2 separate regions of the Homo sapiens genome follow, and region 2 is linked to region 1. The links are chromatin loops, found by intact Hi-C in ENCODE. Cell type or tissue: Panc1. All regions are shown on one strand. Links, peaks and the distances in the headings refer to the core of each region. The heading gives the core; the rest is flanking DNA.

What was found. Hi-C counts contacts between places; a loop is a spot of excess contacts. Peaks named below come from ENCODE experiments on the same cell type or tissue, not always from the same donor. Only the 100,000 strongest peaks of a DNase experiment are listed, where the experiment ranks them.
Region 2: a loop joins it to region 1, with 8 times the contacts of the local background. A loop is called at or near these places in 1 of 110 quality-filtered maps.

The regions. Positions count from the first base shown.
Region 1 is chr5:169,442,950-169,448,897 of GRCh38, forward strand. No RefSeq gene overlaps it. Among named protein-coding and RNA genes, the nearest start is that of SPDL1, 140 kb to the right of the region's middle. In Panc1, for the core only: no CTCF peak of the experiment used is centred there; a DNase peak (open chromatin) is centred at 2,417.
Region 2 is chr5:168,769,894-168,775,841 of GRCh38, forward strand. It overlaps SLIT3 (slit guidance ligand 3), which reads right to left. Exons shown (of 36, transcript NM_003062.4): 13 at 4,342-4,485; 14 at 2,888-3,051. Among named protein-coding and RNA genes, the nearest start is that of MIR218-2, 4.6 kb to the left of the region's middle. In Panc1, for the core only: no CTCF peak of the experiment used is centred there; no DNase peak of the experiment used is centred there.

The DNA.
Region 1 (5,948 bases), core at 840-4,839:
TGGAGGGCAAGCTCCACTTGGAGTAATGTTTTAAATAAAGGGCTGTTTTCAGAGAAGCTGGCTCTGATATCCACAAAGGCAATTTGGCAGAAGACCTAGCAACTCTCATCCACCTCTGTACTGATTATGATGATTGCCCTTTGCTCTGCTTCAAAACTCAGAGGAAGCTGTGTCGGCACCCGGAGGCATCTGTTTCACTCTGCTTGCTTACCCACCATTGCAGTTAAGCCCTGGGAAATCCTATCTTGGCCGATATGTGGAGAAAAGCTCTCAGTTGGAAAGACGAATGCTTTTTGTGATGGATTTTGAAAATCACAGTACTTCATAGCTGGAAGGAGACCCTCAGAGATGATCTAGTCCAAACCCCAGCTTATCTTAATTCATGTATTCATTCAACAGATATTTGCCAAGCTGCTTCCACATGCCAGGCACCATTCAGCACGATGGAGAAATACCACAAACCGAACAGACAGACAAGGCTCTACTTTCATGCAGCAAGTAAACAAATACCATCATCTCAGGGAGTGCAAACTTCTTTGAAGAAGACAAAACAGCGTACTGTGCTAAAGAGTGATTGAAGAAGTGGTTCTTTAGATAAGAAGATGCTGAGAGGAGGCAATGTTTGTCCTGGGAATAAATGATAAGAAACTAGTCAAGCAAAGATCTCTGAGAAGGTAGACAGAAAAAACAGCAAGTTCAACTGAGATAGAGCAAGCTTGGTATGCCAGAGAGCAGAAAACTCGAGCTTATAGGGTGAGGTTGAAGAGGAGCAGGGACCAGGTATGTCCAGGGCTCACCCTGGAGCCCAGGGTGAGGGGTTTTATCTAATCCAAATAGAAGCATGAACAGTAACAGGACTCAGTGGCTGTCACACAGCAGATGCAAGCACAGGTCTCTCCACCCCTATTTGGGACTTTTCAACCAGCACATGTTGTCCCTAAAACAAAAGCTGCTATCCTTTCTCTCATATTTTCTCACCAGATTTTTGCTTCCAGGAGGCACTGCATATAGGAAAATCGGGTTTGGCACAACACAGAGGAATTAATCTATGAATATGTCACTCTCATAATGAAAATTACTCTTGATTAAAATGATCTCTGAGCCTGAGTTGTTTTATGTTTGTGATGGTTAATATTGAGTGTCAACTTGATTGGATCCAGTGATCAACAAGTAGCAAACAGATTGGACTTATTGGTGAGACATTTGTGTGCCAGGGGATGGGAGATAAATCCAACTAAAATTCAGGGACCTTCTACCTCAGTCAAATTTCTAGTGGTCCAATGGTGTGGGGCATGCCGAGATATGCCTTCTAAGGAGAAGGATAAGTTGCTGCATTTGGCCCCTCCTACAACCAAGAAAGAGGCTCAATGTCTAGTGGGCCTATTTGGATTTTGGAGGCAACACATTCCTCATTTGGGTGTGTTATTCCAGCCCATTTGTTGAGTGACCCAAAAGGCTGCCAGTTTTGAGTGGGGTCCAGAAAACGAGAGGGCTCTGAAACAGGTCCGGGCTTCTGTGCAACCTGCTCTGCCCCTTGGGCCATATGACCCAGCAGATCCAATGGTGCTTGAGGTGTCAGTGGCAGATAGGGATGCTGTTTGGAGCCTTTTACAGGCCCCCACAGGTGAATCACAGTGGAGGCCTCTAGGATTTTGGAGCAAGGCCCTGCCATCTTCTGCAGATAACTACTCTCCTTTTGAAAGACAGCTCTTGGCCTGTTACTGGGCTTTGGTAGAAAAACTGAACATTTGACTATGGGTCATTAAGCCACCATGCGACCTGGACTGCCTATCATGAACTGGGTGCTTTCTGACCCATCTAGCCATAAAGTGGGTCATGACAGCAGCATTCCATCATCAAATGGAAGTGGTATATACGTGATCGGGCTCAAGCAGGACCTGAAGGCACAAGTAAGTTACATGAGGAAGTGGCTCAAATGCCCATGGTTTCCACTCCTGCCACCCTGCCTTCTCTCCCCCAGCCTGCACCAGTGGCCTGTGGGGAGTTCCCTATGATCAGCTGACAGACGAAGAGGAGACCAGGCCTTGGTTCACAGATGGTTCTGAACGATATGCAGGCGCCACCTGCAAGTGGACAGCTGCAGCACTACAGCCCCTTTCTAGGACATCCCTGAAGGACAGTGGTGAAGGGAAATCTTCCCAGTGGGCAGAACTTTGAGCAGTGCACCTGGTTGTGCACTTTGCAAGGAAGGAGAAATGGCCAGATGTGCAATTATATACTGATTCATGGGCTATAGCCAATGGTTTGGCTGGATGGTCAGGGACTTGCAAGAAGCATGATAGGAAAATAGGTGACAATGAAATTTGGGGAAGAGGTATGTGACCTCTCTGAGTGGTCAAAAGTTGTAAAGATATTTGTATCCCATGTGAGTGCTCAGCAAAGGATGACCTCAGCAGAGGAGGATTTTAATGATCAAATGGATAGGATGACCCATTCTGTAAACAGCACTCAGCCTCTTTCCCCAGCCACCCCGGTCATTGCCCAATAGGCCCATGAATAAAGTGGCCCTGGTGGCAGGGATGGAGGTTATGCATAGGCTCAGCAACATGGGCATCCATTCACCAAGGCTGACCTGGCTACAGCCACCACTGACTGCCCAATTTGCCAGCGCCAGAGACCAACACTGAGCCCTCGATATGATACCATTTCTTGGGGTGATCAGCCAGCTACTTGGTGGCTGATTGACCCAGACTATCAAGGTGAAATCAGTCCATTACTCCACAATGGAGGTAAGGAAGAGTACATGTGGAATACAGGAGATCCCTTAGGGCATCTCAGTATTACCAGGCCTTTGATTAAGGTCAATAGGAAACTACAACAACCCAATTCAGGGAGGACTACAAATGGCCCAGACCCTTCAGGAATGAAGGTTTGGGTCACTCCACCAGGTAAAAAACCATGACCCACTGAGGTGCTTGCTGAAGGGAAAGGAAATACAGAATGTGTAGTAGAAGAAGGCAGTTATCAATACCAGCTACAACCACGTGACCAGTTGCAAAAACGAGGACTGAAATTGTCATGAGTATTTCCTTATTTTGTTAAGAACATCTGTGCATGTATACACTTGTACTAAGAAAATATTTTCATTTTATTTCCTTTATTTTTCCTGTATCATGGGACATAAGATTTATCGACTTTATATCAGCATTTAAGAGTTGTTAACTTTATGTAACACTATTCAGATTAAGGATTAGTGCACTTCCAGTTGTAGGAAGGATAGCTGCATTATGTTGTGCATAATTGCGACCTTATTATTGTCTTTATTTGACAATTATGTGTGATTTCAGGGGATGTGTAATGTGTTCAGGTTGACAAAGGGTGGACTTGTGATGGTTAATATTGATTTTCAACTTGATTGGATCAAAGGATGCAAAGTATTGTTCCTGGGTGTATCTGTGAGGGTGTTGCCAAAGGAGATTAACATTTGAGTCAGTGGACTGGGAGAGGCAGACCCACCTCAATCTCGGTGGGTACCATCTAATCAGCTGCCAGTAAATCCAAGATAAAGCAGGCAGAAGAAAGTGGAATGAAGACTTGCTGGGTTTTCCAGCCTTCATCTTTTCTCTCATGCTGGGTGCTTCCTGCCCACAAACACCAGACTCCAAGTTCTTCAGCTTTTGGACACTTGGACTTACACCAGTGGTTTGCCAGGGGCCTTCAGGCCTTCGGCCACAGACTGAAGGCTGCACTGTTGGCTTCCCTACTTTTGAGGTCTTGGAACTTGGACCAGCTTCTCTGCTCCTCAGGTTGCAGATGGCCTATTGAGGGAGTTCACCTTGTGATCATCAAAGTCAAAACTCCTTAGTAAACTCTCCTTCATATATACATCTGTCCTACTAGTTCTGACCCTTTAGGGAACCCTGACTCATACAGTGTTGTTGTTTCTCCATGTGCTTTTCAGCATTTCCCATTCTCTCTGATCCAGGTTAATAGGAGAAGAAAATTCCCATATCCAGCATTTCCCAAACTTCACTAATTTCTTGATTAACTTTAGAGATTTTGCCATATCTGTGGCTCATATTTACTATTTTTTCACCTTTTGTTTTTTGTAAGAGACAAGGCCTCATTCTGTTGCCCAGGCTGGAGTGCAATGGCATGATCATAGCTCAATGCAGCCTCAAACTCCTGAGCTCAAGCAATACCCTTGTCTTAGCCTCCCAAGTAGCTGAGACTACAGGCACATGCCATCATGCCCAGCTAATTTTGTATTTCTTTGTAGAGATGGAGTCTCACTATGTTGCCCAGGCTGGTCTCAAACTCCTGGCCTCAAGCAATCCTCCTCCCTCATCCTCCCAAAGTGATGGGAGTACAGGTGCGATCCACTGCACTGGGTCCTTTTTTACTGAATATTTTTATTTAAACTGACTTATTATTTTAAAATTATTTCTACCTGCCCCAATTGACAGCACTCATAAAATTATGTTTGATATGCTAACCAGATTGTTTTTATTTTATTGCATTGTAAAGTAAACACAATATTATAGTTTAAAAGTTTTGACCTTTGTACCACCTAACATCATACCCCAGGGGCATAGTTTTCAGGGGAAAACCCCACTTCTTATACCTAATAGAGGGCATGCTCTCTAAGAAGGTAGGGAAGTAAGATTCCCTTTCTGCTTCTCTCTTTTATTTTTTGCTTCTATTGTAAACATTTAAGCCAACTTCCAATTGCTGCTCTTATTTCAAGTATAGAATGTACAAAATCCAGCCTGGGCAACATGGTGAAACCGCATCTCTACAAAAAATAAGAAAACTAGCTGGGCATGGTGGCACACCTGTAGTCCCAGCTACTCAGGAGGGGAGACTGAGATAGGAGGATCACCTGAGCCCAAGGAGGTCAAGGCTGCAGTGAGCCATGATTGTGCCACTGTACTCCAGCCTGAGCGACAGAATGATACTCTGTCTAAAAAATAATATAAAAAAAGGAATATGCAAAATCACCAGAACATCTAATTTCTGAAAAGCGTAAGTAACCATGAACTCTTCAACTTCCCTGGAAAGTGCCACCTGTAAGTGACTACTGTAAGTAGCATGGGAGAAGAGCAGACAGAATTCTCTCTGGACAGCCATCACCAAATGGCAGAGGCATGCATGTGCCACTGAGCAACAATAGCCAACATTCAACAAAACCAAGCACATTTAAAAAAATCTTTAGTGTGAAAATTCAAACATTTACAAAGGTAAAGAGAACAGTATCTCATGGACCCATCACCTGCTTTTGGCCAATGTTGTTTCATCTATACTCACACCCACTTCTCCCTCCCCAGTGTGTTACTGAGAGGCAAAATCACAAACACGGTTTCATTTCACCTGTAAGGATTTCAGTACGTGTCTTTAGAAGGAGTTTTATTTTGACTATGATCATAGTACCAGTAGGTCACAACAAAACTAAAAATGCTTTAGTATCATAAAATAATTAGTGTTCAAAACATAATTTTTTACCATTGTTTTGTTCAAATCAGGATCCAAATAAGATTCACATAACCTATTTGATTAGTATCTTCATAAGTAATTTGTAATCCATTGTTCCCCCCCTCAACTTTTTCTTTTAATTTATTTGTGAAAGAAACTTGCCCTTTCTTTGTCCTAAATACTTACCCACATTGTGGGTCTTTTTCAATTGCATCTTTGCAGTGTGCATTAAACATATTCCTCTGTTCTCTACTTGTTTAACTCCGGAGCTGTTCTGTCCAATATGTAGGCACAGGTACCTATTAAGCACTTGAAATATGGTTAGTCTAAACAGGGATGTTCTGTCAGTGTAAGATACATACCAGATTCCAAAGACTTAGTTTTAAAAAAAGTAAAATATCCACTAATAATGTTTATATAGATTATATGTTGAAACAATAACATTTTGTGTTGGGTTGAATAAAATTATTAAAATTAATTTATACTTGTATCTATCTATTTATTTATTTATTTAT
Region 2 (5,948 bases), core at 1,066-5,065, 670 kb before region 1:
CTCAATTTATCCATCTCTAGAATAAACTGGATGACCTCTAAGGTTTCTAAAAGTTCTGTAATTCCTTGAGAGCTATCTTGCTGTTCGCCGTCTTTGGACACTTTGCGTCACCACCCTCTGTACTTTTCAGCAAGAGAGTTTCTTCTCACACAAAGCGGGGAGGCATGAAGGAAGACAGACAGCACCCTGCAACTGCCAAGTGCTCCCAGGGATGGGCTTGGGGTCCCAGGCAGCCAGACGGAGCCTTTTCAGGAGGACTTAATCTGATGGTCAGATTACCCCAGCCGGCAGCATCCAACCCTAAACTGATCTTGCTGCCCAAGGCGGCGGATGCAGCTGATAGAGAGAGGCAGACACAGGCAGCTGGGAAACCAGACGCCCTGCCTAAGGAGGGGCAGGATGTGTTACGGAGCAGCCCTCAAATTGCCTCCTAATTACATCAGCTGTCTTTTCAATGGGGGTGCTTTTAGGAAAAAGTAAAACGCAGAGTTATTATCTGTCACATCCAGTCTGTGTCACCTGCCCCCCTTCTTTCTTCTGGAGCTTCCTGGAAACACAGAGCTTTACATCTATGGTTTTTCTTTCCCTCCAAGGCCAAGGCAGGTCTGGAACCCCATGTTTCTCAAAGCCAAGGCCTTTGGAGCTCAGCAGTCATGCTTTCTTTGCAATGACATAAAATAAAAGCAAATAGAGTGCTACGTGTCAGTCTCATGCTAGCTCCAAACATCTCTACTTTTTAGGAATAATCTTTCGCTTAGCATTGTTTTTTTTTTTAAAAAAGGTATCTTAGAGTCAATCCAAGAACCTGGCTCCTTCTCCCTGTTTCTTTTTTAAAATGTTCAGCTTCCCCTCCCCCACATAGGAAAAGCAGCCAGGATCCTGCAGATCTACAGGTAGGACGATAGTGGCAGAGCTAGAGTTAGAACTAAGCTCTACTGCTTCCTAGGTCCACTTTCCATTTTCCTTTTCTCCTACTTAGTTCTTTCTATAGCCCCACCCCCACCTTGCCACCCCCAACCACAGTCATGCCCAGAAAATTGCCAAGACTGTGTTCCTGGGGAGATACCAGTCCTTGGATCCTGCACTCTTTCCCTGCTGTGCCACGCAGGGCCGCCACATCCATTTGGGGTCCAAAGTACTAACAGGATACTTATGAGACCAAAGGGTCAAGGTTGGCAGATAATACCCTGCCCTCCTCTGGCTCTCACTGTCCTTCTTTTTGGGTACCACTGTTTGGCAGAGCTAATTAACTCAGCCCTGGCCAGACAGGGGTAGGAATAGAGGCCAAGGTTGGCGTGAGTCATGAGGAAAGGTGCTGGGGATAGGACGATTGTGCTTTGGGTGAGATTTTCTTTCCAGAGATGTTGCCAGGCCCAGGAAGGAACCTGAGGACAGTGTTCAGGGAGCGGGTAGGGGTGGGAGCATGAGACCAGGGAAGGAGGTCATCCAAGCAGCTGATTGTCATCCCCAAATATTCCTTCTCTCCCAGATGCTGTGTGGTGTGAGGACCAAAATGAACCTGAGGTTTAGTCCTGCCTCCGCTGTTTGCTGGCTTGTGAACTTGGAGTGCCCCTTCACCTCTAAGTCCTCAGTTCCCTCTCCTATAGAGCAAAGGGCTCTCCTACTGACTTCCCAGGACCATTGGAAGAAGCAAATCAGACTAGAAGCCTCCAGTACCACGCTCATCGCAGGTGAAAGATGGCTGTTGTAACTGACATCATTATTCTAGGGAAGGGAAGTCGGTACCAACTTTTCACAGTGCCACAAAGTCTCTGTATTATCTCCAAGCCCTCCCAAGGTATTAGTTTCTGTTAAAAAAATTTAAAGAGCTAAAGCTTATCATTCTGGAGACATGGACTAAAGAATTTGACTTAAAGGACAAGAAGATGTTGTAAGAAGCACAAGTCTGCCTGGGAGTAACCTCTCCCCACGCTGGCATTCTCCCCGGGAAGACTCGCCTGCATCAGAAGCTCCTGGGCAAGGGGAGAAGCACTGCTCTTGCTGCTGCACACACCGTGAGGGTTGGCTGCAACCCGCCTGGGCACTTCATGCTATCAGTCTTTCACCATTGGGGGCACAATGCAGTTTGGTGATTTTTTTTCCAGTAGAAAAGAACACAAATGATAGTAATTTTTAACTGCCTGTTCATGTAGCTGTCGGGTCAAGGAGAGCTACTTCTCTTTCCAAGATAGGCTGAGAATTCCCCTGCTGTTTTCCCCCATGTCCTTCCTGGGTGCAGTGAGAAGGAAGCTTTCTAGAGAGATCCTGGGCACAGAAGAACGAGGCTTTGTTTCTTCCCAAGCACGACTCTTTACTGTTCTCTCCGTACTCAGAACACAGTAATCAGGGATGGAGGAGCTAAGCTAGTGAAAGTGTTTTTCGTGAACATGTGGAACCTATAACATACTGTGGTCAAAGGGCTGTACCATGGTCTGTCTCCGAAGGGAGTGGGAGGTCCCCAAGATTACACACCGTCTGTAGCCTCGCCTGAGCTATATGTATTTCTCTACTTGCCCTTTGGGGAGCACACTTTGGAAACGAAAAATATAAATCTTAGCCTGTAACAGGCACATGTGCAAAGGCCGCCCCAGCCCCACCTTCTCCTTAGCTCTTGGAGACACGCTGCTGCCTGGGTCCTGTCTCCCCTGCAACCGTCTCCTCCTCCCCATGCTTTTATTGTGTGTGTGTGTGTGTGTGTGTGTTTTATTTTAAATCCATAAGGTAACTGGTTTTCTGCAGGGCTAACTGAATTTCCCCAATTTAATTTGCAAAGATGCTCCCCAGGAGCCATTACAGTGCTCGCTGTCCTCCAGATTGGATTATTGGCCTCTCTGGGGCTGCTGCATTCTGAGTCAGAAAGCGGGGCCCAGCCCCGTAACCTGATTACCTGAGCAGCGGAACTTCTTGCTCTTGATCTGGCTGATGCGCTTGTTGGCGAGTCGGCGCGGGCTGCTGCAGCGGGCCCCGCTTGTCTCGATGGGGTTGTCCTGGAGGTAGTCGGCCAGCCACTTCAAGTGGCAGTCGCACACAAATGGGTTTTGGGCTAAGTGGCTGCGAGAGGGATGGGGCCGTTAATCAGGAGTGACCCACGGCGTCTTGCTCCACCACCACCACCCTGCCTCGCGCTGGGCCCTGGCAATCCACTGCAAGGACTGGCCTCCTGCCTCATCGCCCCAGGAAGCCTTAGGGGGTGCTACTTTCAGACAGGGCTCAAAGAGGGGGTCTGAGGCCTGCTGTCTGCAAAAGACAGTCACAGATGCAGCTAGCATCTGGTCTGGGGAATCGGTCTCCCAGCTCTTCCCACTTGGGGCAAGACCCACCACCGATTGCTTCTACTCTCACCCACGCCAATTCTGACAGACAAACCCAGTCATGGTTTGCACTTGGGGTAGAATGCATTTTATTTCTCTAAGCTCAGTGACACTAGGCACATAAAGCAGCTGGCACGGCGCCTGGCATATGGTGGGTGTTCCATATATAGTAGCGGGTATTGTTGTAATTATCCTTATCATCATAAGAGCACCATGGGTCTTGCTTCCCCTGCCTCAGTAAGAAAAACTGTGAAGCACCGAACACAGTGTTTGGCACGTGGTCGGCGTCAATATATAGCAGCTGCTCCTACTGTGTCTTGGTTCCTGTCTCTGGCTACAGAGGCAACAAGCACCAGATGACTTACAGGGTCTCCAGAAGCCCCGAGGCTAATTGCAGACCTGGGCATGGGGCTGAGGTCTATGCCTGAGACTGGAGCCATCAAAAAATGGGCTGAAATCTGTACTTGGAGGTCATCTATTTAAGTGAAATATTTATGAATACCTGTAGTGCATGGAAGTGAGGATATACTTCCCATAGAGGAAGAGTGCCCACCTCAGATGCTTGGTTTTGCAGGGTGGAGGGGGTTAAGCGGGGGCAGGAGTGGGCTATCTGCAGAAATGGAGTCTGCTCAGAATACAGTGACCACAGGGGTTATGAGGGTAGCTCAGGACCTCCTCTGCCTGGATTCAAAACCTGCTCCTTACTAGCTGTGTGACCCTGAGGAAGTTACCTAACCATTCTATGCCTTGGTTTCCTTATGTAGAAAGAAGAGATAGTAACAGCACCAAGTAGGGTCACTGTGAGGCTTAAGGGTTTTAAGACAGGGTAAGTACTCCATGTGGTGTCAAGCACAGTGTAAGTGCTTGGTACTGATAAGCTATTCCGATTTTTATTATTCTAGCTTCCCTGCAGGCTCTAGAACTCCTCCTGGATGTGCTCGTGCTGCCCTCATTTGGGTGTTTTTCATGATGGGCATTTGGGGTCTCCTGCTGCTTGGGCACCCACTGGCACCCGAGGCAGTGTACTCACAGTGTCTGGATGGACTGCAGAGGGGCGAAGAGCCCCTTGCTGATGGTCTGCAGCTTGTTGTCATACAGGGAGAGCAAGTTGAGGTTCTGCAGGTCCTGAAACGTGTTCACCCGCAGGCAGTTGATCTTGTTGGCATTGAGGAGGCTGCAAACAGAAGAGAGCCTGGTTGATTCACTAATCCTGGTAATTACCTGCGGGGCAAGGGTTGCACCTGCAGGGGATGGGCTGCAAAGCTCCCATCACTCATCCTTGCAGCCTTGAGCTCCTGCTGCAGAACAGAAAAAGAGAGAGACCTGCCTTCCTGTGTCTACCGAAACCCCAAACACTTCTGGGCACCTGCACACACTGTCACTACAGACACTATGCCATACACTGCTCTCACTTGGCACCTTCTCTTGCACCCATGGCCTTGAAGGAAGACCTGAAAAGGCACCCTAAGTGCTTCACTTTCTGTTTTAGGATTCAGAGCTTCCAGGAATTGGAAAGGAAAAAAAATCATTTGGCATAATTGTTTTAGAGCTTTAGTTGACTGACTACGGGCAATTTGATTCAGAAAATTCCTTACAGTTCTTTTGGATCACTGATCCTACTGGAAATCTGATGAAAGTTATATGTCATCCTCCTGGAAAAACTGCATCTATGTGTAGGCAGGCACATGTGCATACATATGGATTCTCTGTCATACACACATGTGCACACCCACAGAGAGCACAGAGCCCCATGTGGTTTGACCTTGGCCCTTTCGCCAACCTCATCCTAACCCCACTCACCCCAAACTCACTACCCTTGAGTCCCACCACTGCATTTTTTTTTTTTTTTTGAGATGGAGTCTTGCTCTTGTCGCCCAGGCTGGAGTTCAATGGCGTGATCTCGGCTCACTGCAACCTCCGCCTCTTGGGTTCAAGCAATTCTCCTGGCTCAGGCTCCTGAGGAGCTGGGATTACAGGTGTGCACCACCACGCCCAGCTAATTTTTGTATTTTTAGTAGAGACGGGGTTTCACCATGTTGGCCAGGCTGGTCTCGAACTCCTGACCCCAGGTGACCTGCCTGCCTTGGCCTCCAAAGTGCTGGGATTACAGGTGTGAGCCACCACGCCCGGCCTACCACTGCATTTTCATTCCTCAGACACACCAGATTTTTCCCTAGGACCTTTGAACACCCTCTTTACCTTCTTTCAGCAGGGCTGCCTTCTTTTCCTGCTTTCCACTGTAGCTCAAATGTCCGCTCCTCAGAGAGGCCGGCCCTGACCCCCTCATCTACAATGGGACCCTCACTCCATTATCGTCTCTCACACCCCCGTTTATTTCCCTCCTGGCACTCATCGCAATTTGTGATTATAGGATATCTACCATTGGCCTTCCACACAGGATTAGGAGCTCTATAATGGCACCAATGACAGCCATTTTATTCCTCCCTTTCTTCTCAGTGCTTATTCTTTATTAAGATGTATAATAACTCCATATGCAGCTTCAAGGGTCTCACTTCTCTAAGGCGGCACCCATCCCTCACCCCTTCCAGGGTCAGCCTTCCTATCCATGAGGAAGCTGTTTTTAGCTCTTCAGACTCCCTAAAAAATCATCATAGGAAGCTACCCTTTGGGTGGAAG